2 separate regions of the Homo sapiens genome follow, and region 2 is linked to region 1. Evidence: chromatin loops called from intact Hi-C (ENCODE). Cell type or tissue: thyroid gland. All regions are shown on one strand. Links, peaks and the distances in the headings refer to the core of each region. The heading gives the core; the rest is flanking DNA.

Region 1 (5,357 bases), core at 358-5,357:
CGGGGAAGGAGACGTCGCGGGGCGCTGACCCTGTTCTCCCTATGCACCTCTCCAAACAAACTTTGAAGATGACCTTGTTGTTCGGTGCAATCACTCAGGTCTTTCCTGAGCGCCACTGGGTGCTGGGTGCACTGGGCTCCAAAGCCAGTCTCCTCTTCCATGTCTGTCCACCCCTTTACTCTTGGGTTGGCAAAAGAGCTGCCAGTGAATCCATCCCAGGACCCAACCTTGGAGGGGTCTGAAGGGGAGGGCTTGGAATTGGGAGAAGAGTAGTGAGATCCTGGGGGTTTGGAGAGGGGTCCTGGGAGGTGGCCACAGCTTGGAGCAGAGGAGGAGATCATTGGGTCACAGTTGCCTTTTTTGGGGTTCAAGACAAACAGCAACAATAGTCATTCACTGGGTGAAGTTAGCCCACAGGGAAGTTTCTCTTCCTCAAGAATCTTCCAGTCCTTTGAGGGTAGAGGGGAAGGGCTGGGAAGAAGAGCTCACCACTGTGCGACAGGCAGAGCATCTCTGGTCAGCCGGGTAGGGCAGCCTGGGGCACAGGAACAGTTCTGGGAGAGATGTGATGGGAGGAGGTGGGGCTGGCAAAGAGGCATCCAGGTCGGCATAGAAGGCAGAGGTAGATTCAGATCCAAGGAAAGAGGAGGGGAGCTGGGGTCCTTTCATCTGAGTGAAATTTTCTTGAGGGCCAGAGGCAGGAGCTGAGGCAGAGGAGCTAGGAAGGTGAGGGAGGGGGCCCTTGGCCTTTCCCACATTTCTGTGCCCCACCTTCCAGGGTGGAAGACTTACTCCTTCACCAGATGAGGCTGCTGCTAGTTCACTCAGCTGTGGGCTGTGGCCCCTTTCCTTCCCGCTCCCTGTCGACCCCTTCCCCTGTCCTCCTAGGTACCCCGTGGCCCACAGCGGGCTGTTAGAGCACAGGTCTTGCTTGTGTGGACCCTAGCCTCCAGGCCCTCAGATGCCCACTCCTTGGTGCATAGGGCTCTGGGAGAGGGTGGTCCTGCTATCTCGGCTTCTATCCCTTTTGACACTAAGATGCCTCGCTTGCCGGACCCTCAACCACACTCAACTCCCAGCTCTGTCTCTCTTAGTGGCTTGGGGCACCAATCTCCCCATCACACAGAAGTTGGATCCAGAGCTCCGCATGAGGCTGAGGATGAGCCTAGGGCTGGCCTGCCCCTAGGAGCCTCCCCCACCCCCCACCCCTCAGGGGTGGGGGGCTGCAGCACTCCCAGCCTTCTGCCTGAAGCCCGTTCCCAGCCTGTAAGCTGGGCGCCTGCTCCCTTGAATTCCCTCCCTCCCTCTCCCTTCCTGAGCGCTGAGCTGTGGAGCAGAATGATTTCCTGTAATTGGCCAGCAATCCGGCCGCCCGACTTGTTCTATCGACATGCTGGTTAGCTGGAAATTGTATTGGAATCTAAGTGACTGGGAGCGGAGGGGAAGGTGGGGAGCAAAGAGAGGCGGTTTGGGTCCCAGCTGGGTGCAGCCTCAGCTCTGCAGGTGGGATGAGGAACCACCAGCCACGTCTCTCCTGGAAGGAGCAGGAAAGCAACCTATAGCACCACATCACCTCCTTCCTTTTGCTCCTTCTCTCCCACCATGTCCGGGGGTCTCCCTGCCCACTCCTATATGACCCCATGGCCTGAAGTCATCACTGCCATCGCATTCCCCCTCCTGCTCTGAGACTGTTTCCTTCTGACCTAAAGTGCCTTGGTGAGAACTAGGGGCGCTCAGCAGCGCGCCTATCCTGCTCCCATTCAATTTCTAGCCATGGAGGCTCATCATGGAAGGTCCTAAACCTTTCCCTGCCTCTGCCCTGCCCCCCATGAGGAGAGAGAGAGAATGAACATTTGAAGAAGAGTTGTCAATTACTAAAGAGCCAAAGTGTATAATGGGGGCAGTGCAGATAGCCGGAGGAGCACTGTACTGGGAGTCAAGAAGCTTGGTGGTTATACCTGTTGGCTACTTAGGCCCCTTGGCTCAACCTCTGAGCCTCTGTAAAATTCTGGACCTGTCTGCCTCACACAGCTGGGAGATTTCAAGGGGATAACTGGAACGTGCTTTGTAAACTGTGAAACTGCGAATGACCTTCGGGCCAGTCGGGCCTGGGGGTGGGGGTGTTTTAGAGGCCTGCCTGCGCCCTTCGTCCCCCGCCCAGAAGGCGTGTGCGTCTTCACCCTCGCTGGTGTCTTATTGCTCCGCTCCGGGTGCTAAGGCCCAAAGTGAGGGAACGGAACGCGGAGGCTGCAGGGTCCCGTCGCCGTCGCGGTGGGTGGGCAGGGGACACGCCCTTTGGCACCCAGGGCCCGCAGCCCAGGCTCAGAGGACGTGGGCGAACAACGCACCTTTTGAGTTAGCGCTCAGGGTCAGGCAGAGCCTCCGCGCCCACCTGGCCCGTGCTCCCGCGGCAGCTGCTCGGCAGGAGTCTGAGGCCGCCCGCGGCCTGGGAGGAGGAAGATTAGGCCGCTCGGCGAGCGCCCGCCGCGGAGGCCCGGCCCAGCCCGGGAGGGTGCTGCCACCTGCCGGCCGAACGGCAGGCCGCCGGCTCGGGCGCGGGCCTGGGTCCCGGAGGCCCGACCTCTGCAGTTGCTGAGCGGCCTCAACTTCAAGTCCCCTTCGGAGAAAGTAGTCCTTCTTTTAAGGCCGCCTTGGACCCCCAAGGCCGGGAAGGGGATCCTGGGGCAGGGAGGCAAGAGGAGCTGGAGAGGGAGCTCTGGCGAGGCCCGGGCAGGGCAGGGCTGAATTCGAGGTTTCTCCACACCTGCCATGCTCTGACATTCCTGCTTCAAACCCAGCTCACTGGGTCAGGGAAGGTTAATTCTCTGGAACTTTACAGTTTGCTAAGGGTTTTCAGTGTCCTCCACTATGAAGCCTAACGATGTATGAGTAGAAACTAAAGGCAGGAGGTCACATGGCAAGCGGAGCCGGAATGCGAGCCCAAGGCCCAACCCCAGGCTCCAGCTCCTCCTGACAAGAGGCTCAGGGCACAGGAGAGAGTTCAGAAGCCTGGCTCTGCAACCTGGACCAAATCCATCTTTCTGAGCCTGGGATGGAAATAATCAGTGTTATGTTAACTATAGGGTCTTACACATCCAGCAGTGCCTGGCATGCTGCCGATACTAGGAAGTGCCATTTCCTCAATTATTGGGGTGATAGGGCACTGTGGGGGTCCATACCTTCCCTCTCCTTTCTCCGTCCTGGCGGATCGCACCAAACCGAGGAAGTGGCAGGCTCCTGCCACCCTCATCCTGCCTGGCCACCCACCTGGCAGCCCACCACTGCCTTACCCGGCCCTTCTTTGCCCCTTAGGGGTTTGCAGCAAGTTAATGAGCTAGACTCAGCACAAGCGGCTCTGGGAAAGGGGGCACTAAGTATGGCCACCACAGCATTTGCATCCGTCACACTCATTTCTAGCCTTAATAGGCTTCTGGCTGCAGGATCAACACATCAGCAAGTCTGCAGGCCCTGGCAGGGAAGGCTTATGTCTGCGCTGGTCTAATTGGGTTGGGGAAGGCAGATGGGGAGGCGGGGCAAGAAGGTGTGACGCTGCCTCAGCCCTCTACCCACCTCCCACAAAGGTGCCTCGGGCCTGGCTGCAGTCCTCCTGGGACCCAGGGAGAAGCCTGATGGCAAGTGCACCTTCTGGGGCCCTCACCTCCCCCTGAGCTCCGGGAGGACTCCAGCCCAGTGTGGGAAGAAGCCAAGTCTGGGAATCTTGGTTGGTCTGGGGCATTTCAGATCAACACACTTTATTAAACACCAACAGCGGGCCAGGCTCTGCACTAAGAACACAGAGATGAATAAGACACTGTCCCTGTCCCTAGAGGGCTTACAGTCTAGTAGGAAAAACCAGGCAAGTTTCGGCTAATTACTGTACTGTTGGATTAAGGTAAAATGTTGAGGGGGAGTTGGTATCCTAGACCACCTAACCCAGCCTGGGGCTTTAGACAGTGCCTGAACTGAGAGCTAGTTGTAGGTTAAAAAAAAAAAAAAAAAAAAAAAGGAAGAAGAAATAAAAGAAAATAAAAGGTATCCCAGGCCAGGAGCAGCAGGTTGAAGGCACAGAGGCAAGAAACAGCAAGGATGGTGTACACGGAATACCAAGAGGTCCAGGCGAGAAGCAGGGGTGGCAGGCAATAAGCAGGATGTGGGAGCACTACACAAACCCTACGTGGGGAGAGGGGTCTCCCAGAAGAGGCTGGTCCTGCCTGGCTACAGCGTTACCCACGAGAGAATCCTTGCTGCTTGCTGGCAGCAAGCCATACTGGGGGGCCTGGGCCTTCAGTATAAAAAATATCTCAACCTAGGGGAGGGCCTTGTTGACTGTTTGAACATGGAAACCCTTGGTCCAACATGATTTCCCGTGGTCCACTGAGGAGGTTTAGGCCACAATGGGGTAGGTGCTTAGAGAGGATTCAAGCCCAGTGAACCCTTGGCCTCCCAGCTCTGAGGAGGGCCACAGAGCCAGTATTCCCTACCCCCACCCACAGAAATGTATAGCAGTCTCTGACTGTTGCTTTCACACACCATCACGGTTGCTGTTCTGTAGGTGCTGCTCAGGGAAGGTGGGAAGGACAGCAGGCTATTTCTTGATCTCAAATAGGATACACTCCAAAGACGGGATGGCCTGGCACAGAGGCCCAGCCCTGATTCGGAGAGTCCGTGTGTGTGTGTGTGTGTGTGTGTGTGTGTGTGTGTGTGTGTGTGTGTGTGTGGGGAGGGGGCTGAGAGGAAACAGGATGTGTTACCTGGCTTCAGCCTCCAAGGAGATAGATGGAGGCCTGGGGCTCCCTGCCTTGAGTGCCCCACTAGGCGTAAGGCAGAAGGTAGTGGGTGAGCAGGTAGAGGAGGCTGGCAATGGCAGCGAGCCCTGTGAGGACCCCAAACCTCAGCGGCAGGTACTCCAGGGAGCGCTCCAGCTCAGTGTGCAAGAGGATGACCTGGCGTTTGGTGACACTCCACTCGCCCGAGTTGTCTAGGACATGGCGGGCCATGCGGGCCTTGTCTGTCAGGGGCAGCTGGGCATTGATGCGGGCCTCTGCGTCCTTGCGGTTCAGGCTGTTCCGCCGCATCAGCCGTGCCAGCTGTGTGTCCCGGTCGCTAAGGATAGGGCAAAAGGGCACTGTAGGTCCTGCCTCCCTCTCACCCCAAGTTACAGGGATAGGCAGCCCTGCCAGGCCCAGCCTGAAACAGAGAGCATGGGGACTGGATCTTCCCTCCAACCCTACCCTGCTCTGGGCTACTTAGGGTCCCACAGCCAGGGAGGGAGGCTTGGAAGCTCACTGGCTGCCTCACACCCCACTCCACTCACTGTGAGGAACCCAGAGCTCTATGGGCTACGGAAGCCCCTTAAT
Region 2 (5,357 bases), core at 128-5,127, 54 kb before region 1:
AGCCACCTCCTTTTTTCCTACTAGCCTGTGGTCCCATCTCCAGTGAGCACCCCTTCATCAGACTCTGTCAACACCCTGCCCCTGCTGGAGGGAAAAGGAGCTTTTGAGATGGTTTTACCTCCCAGTGACTGAAGCAAGTTCCCCATTCTAAGCACATAGCATCTCCGGGGCCTCTTGTTGCCTCATCTCTGGGGACCTGCTGGGACTTCCTGAGGTGGTGCAGGGTCTAGGGCCAACCTGTGGCCCAATGACTGCCTCCCTATCCAGGCAAGCTGCCAATCCCCTGAAACCTCAGCTCTGTGTCAGCCCAAACTTCTTTGGGAAAGGAAGACATTCCATTGATGAAGGTGACATTGCTGCATCCCTTATTGGTGATTAATAGGGGGAATCATGGGGCTGTCTGCAGAATGAGCCTTTGCTGGATACTGGGGCCTCCCATTTGGTCAGGAACCAAGGACAAAGAGGAGAGACACGGGGATGTCTGATAGACACACGTGGGAAAGAGAGACATACAAGGAATAGAGAAGAGTGGGGTTAGATCCGGGGAGGAGAGGCCAGAAACCCAGGGAGAGATGGAAAAGGCAGACACAGGAGAGAGATGGACAAGAAACAGCAAAATAGAAGAAAGAGGCAGGGGAGAGGCAGAAACCAGAGAAAAGGTGTTGGCGGGGCAGCAGCCAGGCAGAGGAAAGAGAAGAAGGGCTGACTTATAAGCACCTGGCAGGCTATCTGCTCACTTTCCCTGCCTGCCCCTGTCTCTGCCCCTAAGACTTGCAGACCCGCAGGCTGGCAGAGCCTCAGGGCAGTGCTGCTGTGGGAAGGGTTCCAACAAGGTCTTGTATCTTAATCGTGAGAGATTCCTTCTCAACTTCCACTAGCTCAGCTTTAGTTCTGACCAGTGGTCCCCTTCTTCGAAGAGAATGCTCAGCCTGACCACACCCCCAGGTCACAGGCCACCACGAGTGAGAGCACTGGGAAGGGAGGTGGTATCAAGAGAGCTGGCTAAAATTGTCACCCCAGGGCGGGGCTGGGTGGAGGCTGGTCCTGGGGTCGGCCATTCCAAGGAGAGCTACACGCACATGCGAGTCCCGGTACCAGAGTCCCCGACACACTCAGTGCTTTCCAGCTGCAGCGTCTGAGATGGGGACGGAGAATGGAGAGGACCCCACACACTCCAGAGTCAGGAGGGGCTGGAGCTGGGAGACCAAGAGGAGGGGGAGTTTCCATCTCTTCCACCACCCCCCACCCCCCACCCCCTCCCCGCCTCAGGAGGAAAAACTCCCCCGCCCCCCAGACTGCCTTCTTTTTGGGGAAGCTCTGCTACAGTGGGAAACAGCTCCCCAACTCCCGGATTTTGCAAAGGGTGTCAGATTCGCCCAATGGTCCCTTCTCCAGGGCAGGGGAGGCACTGCAGCCAGGGCTGTAAGCACCGGGCTCCCTTTGCCTTTGTGCCCCAAACATTTCCTGCAGCCAGCCTTCTCCGCTCGCGCCCATGGCCACGCGCCTAGGCGCCCGCGGGCGCGGATGCTGCTTCTCCCTGTTCCATACGCCAGAGCCCATCCTTGCCCTCCCCTTATCGCCCACTGCTGTCGGCCCGAATCCACTTCCCAAGGGGCAAGCCCCCAAGGGCAAGTCCGTGCACCTGGGAGCCCTGCGCTCTGACTAGTTGGGTTCATTTCCCGCATTTCCAGTAGCGTTCCAGACGGTGCCCAGCAGCGTCTGTCTTGGAGCGGGAACCCAGGAACTGAGGATCGGCGATGTCCGCTGGCTCCGACCATCCCCACACGTGATGACCAAGCGGGGCCGCTGTGGGGTGGGATCTCCACCTGCGTCCGCCTGGCGCCCCCGCCAACTCCGATCAGGTACCCATTTGCCCCGGGCTCCCTGGGTGCCCTGGGCCCAGCCCAGCCCCATGCCCCCGCCTGGCCCACCTGGCCATTCTTGCAGAGGTCTGCCCACATACTGGTGCCGTCGCCGCCGCGCATGAGGACATGGTAGGTGAAAAAGTAGGTGCCGGGAATGTTGCACGTAAACTTGCCGCTGGCCGCGTCGTAGTTGTTGCCTAGGTTGGTGACCACGTCGTCAAACTTGAGTACCTCGTAACCCTCGTGGGGGTTCTTGAGGCCGGCGTAGAAGGCCACGCGCGGCACCGTGGTGTAGGTGGCAGTGCTGATGGCGCCGCTGCCCCCCGCGCCCGGCAGCCCCGGAGGGCCCGGCTTGCCTGGCTCACCCTTCTCCCCCGGCGGCCCCACAGGGCCGGGAGGACCTGGGTCCCCGGGAGGCCCCGGAGGGCCGGGCTTGCCGGTGCGGCCCGGCTTCCCCTGGGGGCCCTGCACCAGCGTGGAAGGCGGGGGCGCGCCGCTCTGCTCGCTCAGGGCGTCGCCGCCGTCGGTCCGCGCGCCGGCGCCGGGGCCCCGCGCGGGGTAGGGGTCGCACACCATGCGGCAGGTGCCCAGCATCTCATAGTGGCCTTCCGGGCCGCCCGAGCTCACCAGCACGGGGATGAGCACCACCAGCACCAGCAGCATCACCACACCCGCGGCGGCCGCTAGCAGCGTCTTTCGGCCCGCGCGGAGCCTGGGGAGCGCCGGGCCGCCCGGCCGCGCCGTCGGGGCAATGGTGCCGGCGGGCAGGGGGCGCGGGCTAGGCGCCCGCGCTCAAGGACGGTCCGGCGGGGCTGCGGGCATGGGGCCGGGCCCGGGGCGCCGCGCTGCGCTGGCTGCGCTGCGGAGCCCAGCCGCCGGCTCCTGCCTCGCGCCTCCCTCCTGCTGCGCTGCCGGACTGAGCGCCGCGGCCGCCGCCTCCCGCCTCCCGCCTCCCGCCTGCAGCCTCCCGCCTGACTCCTCCCGCCTCCTTGAGCCGGGCCACCGCCCCCTCGGCCGGGCCCCGCCCCGCCAGCTCCGCGCGGCTCTGGGCTCTCTAGGGGTGGGGCTGCGGGCGGGGCCGGCGCCTAATTGGGCCGCGGGCGCCTCGAGGTGGGCGGGGCATAAGGGGGCGGGGCCGCGGAGACCCCGGGCGGGAGCAGGGAGAGGAAAGAAGAGACTGAGTACGCGGAGACCGAGATTCGGAAATGGGGTGGGGGCCGGGGTCCGAGAGACCCGAGAGGCGCTCCAAGGGAAGGGGAGAGTAGGGACCAAAATGCGAAAGGGAGAGAGGGCCACAGGGAGAGCTAGAGAGCTCCGAGGGGATCGGGAGAGGAGAGGCTTCGAGGGTCGGTCACCAGGAAAACAGAGGGACTGGGGTCGCGACGGGCCAAGACCCGCAGGGGGCGGAAGCGAGGGGATAGCGCCCAGGTCTGCAGGGGACAAAGAGCGATTGAGGGGAGGACGGAGCGGGGAGCTGGAAGGTAGGATGAGAAAGGGGGTTATGAAGCGAAGAAGAGGATACGGAGGGGACCATTTGGCACTCAGGCCTCGCAGACCACCCGTCTGGGAGATCCAGATATCGGATGAATGCCTGTCCGGGGGCCCAGCGGAGCCAGACGGCAGCCGCCTCCTCCTTTCTGGATCTGACTGTTCCGGGACCCGTCTCCCCCGAGGTGGGGCAGGAGCTTCCAACCCCTCCTCGCCTCTGCCCCTTCCTCACCGAACTGTGGCCAGGCTGCTTTTTCCTGGGCCCTTTTCTTCCATCTCCCTCTGCTCAATCCCTTTACTTCTGCCTCTAGACCAGGGAGAAAAGGGGATCCTAAAAAGGTGGGCACCCCCACGTTATTTCTCCATGCTGACAGATGCAAATACGTCCCTGAGGGGTAACCCCCTTTTCCAGCCTCCAGGATGAGGGGTGGATCTCATCCAGCCCCTCAGCTCCTCCTCCCTCACTCCCCAGCCTCCTCCGCCGCCCCCTAACTCTTCTCCCCATCAGGCTGTGGGAGGCTCTCCTCTTCCTCAAGTGCAGCAAAGTGTTTAGGTTGCATAAACCGAAACGTGTCTGCTTCCATCAAAATATTTGTCACATTATCTGAGGCCCAGGTCGGGCTGCTCCACCGCTCCTCCTTCGCCCTCCTTTATCCGGCCCACCGGGGAGGATTCAGCCATTCGGAGGCGACTGGCCGGCTGCTAAAGAATGACATCCCAGCCTCTCCTCTCCCGAGAGCTACCCCCCGCCGGCTCACACTCTCCCTGTTGACCCTTCACCATGGGCAAAATGATTCCCTGGCCTTCCCTACCCAAGGTTGAGGTCGCTCACCTCATCCAGGGCTGGGAGTAGAAGGACACAGGGACATCCAACGAGGGGGCTGTGAAAGAGGACCCTCCAAGCACTAATGGCTGAGGCCAGGTTGGAGTGACCCCACCACCACCAAGGAGGGAGCTAAAAAATTTTCAATAAGTAGCATTTATTCAGGGTTTACTCTGTGCTAGGCCCTGTGTTGAATGTTTTACATACATGATCACCCTTGATCTTCACATCAGTCCAAAGAAGTAAAATCCAAGATTATTTTAATTTTACAGATGGAGAACTGAGGCTCTGGGAAGTTAAGAGATTTGCTTAAAGTCACACAACTAATAAGTGGGAGAGCCGGGACTCAAACTCGTAGCCTGGCTCCAGGCTCTTCCAACCTCAGCGCGATAGAGTCTCTAGGTACCGTTTACTGCCCAAAGCCCAGGGGTAGGGGGCTCAGGGCAGCCAGACCTCCCTAGGCTCAGGAAGAGTAGTCTTCAGCGCTCGGCTGTCAGGCAATCCGGTCCCCGGTTCCCCACGGCGGTCTCCTCGGTGTGCCCCACCAAGAGCGACAGGGCTGGTGACCCGAGGGGCGCGTGCGCGGTCGTCAGCCTGGGATTTGCACGGACCCCCTTCTCCCTAGTACGCTCGCTCGGGGGCCCCTCCTCTGCTACGCCGCTGGGGCTCGCCCGCCACCCACAGCCCTCGCAGAGCCCTCCGGGCACACCGCGGCTGGCCGCCCGGGGCCAAGGATGGGGCGGGAGCGCCCACCCACCCCCGCGCCGGCCGGGGCATCCAAGAGGCGCGCTCGCAGCCACACGGCGCCCCGCCTCCCGCTCCGAAAAAGCTCCTGCTCCCCTGGCGCGGTGTGGCGTCTCCGTCAGCCCAGCCGGATTCTCCCCGCTTCGCTGGAGTGGAAAATAACGGCTTCAAACTTTGCAGAGAGGAGCTGGTGCCAGCACTTTAATTAACAGCCATCTTGGCCTGTGAGCTGGGGCCACCGGCTTGGCGCCTCCCCTGGGCTCGCCAAGCCCCGCCCTGGCTCCGCCCAGGCCCCCAAAGAAGCACCCCTTAACCACCTACCCGACCCTCCACCCCCATCCCCTGCTCTCAGCGCCCCTCTTTCCGGGAGATGAGGGCTTGGCTGATTGGGGAGAGAGTGCTGCCTTGAGGGGCATCTCCCAGCTTAACACCTGAAG

The links. A loop is a pair of places that touch in the nucleus more often than their neighbours do. Peaks named below come from ENCODE experiments on the same cell type or tissue, not always from the same donor. Only the 100,000 strongest peaks of a DNase experiment are listed, where the experiment ranks them.
Region 2: it touches region 1 in a loop (2.2-fold over the local background); 22 of 110 quality-filtered maps call a loop at or near these places.

Annotation. Positions count from the first base shown.
Region 1 is chr17:45,019,622-45,024,978 of GRCh38, forward strand. DCAKD (dephospho-CoA kinase domain containing) reads right to left here. Exons shown (of 5, transcript NM_001288655.2): 5 at 3,723-5,103. The coding sequence ends at 4,812. Among named protein-coding and RNA genes, the nearest start is that of DCAKD, 29 kb to the right of the region's middle. RefSeq lists a silencer at 2,411-2,760. In thyroid gland, for the core only: a CTCF peak has its summit at 2,529 (motif pointing left); DNase peaks (open chromatin) are centred at 1,340, 2,144 and 2,428; H3K4me3 peaks cover 601 bases; H3K27ac peaks cover 1,135 bases.
Region 2 is chr17:44,965,521-44,970,877 of GRCh38, forward strand. C1QL1 (complement C1q like 1) reads right to left here and starts at 2,783. Exons shown (of 2, transcript NM_006688.5): 1 at 1,932-2,783. The coding sequence starts at 2,528. It also overlaps the pseudogene LOC112268183. RefSeq lists silencers at 2,714-3,073, 4,910-4,979. In thyroid gland, for the core only: a CTCF peak has its summit at 3,185; DNase peaks (open chromatin) are centred at 2,014, 2,931 and 5,051; H3K4me3 peaks cover 1,756 bases; H3K27me3 peaks cover 957 bases.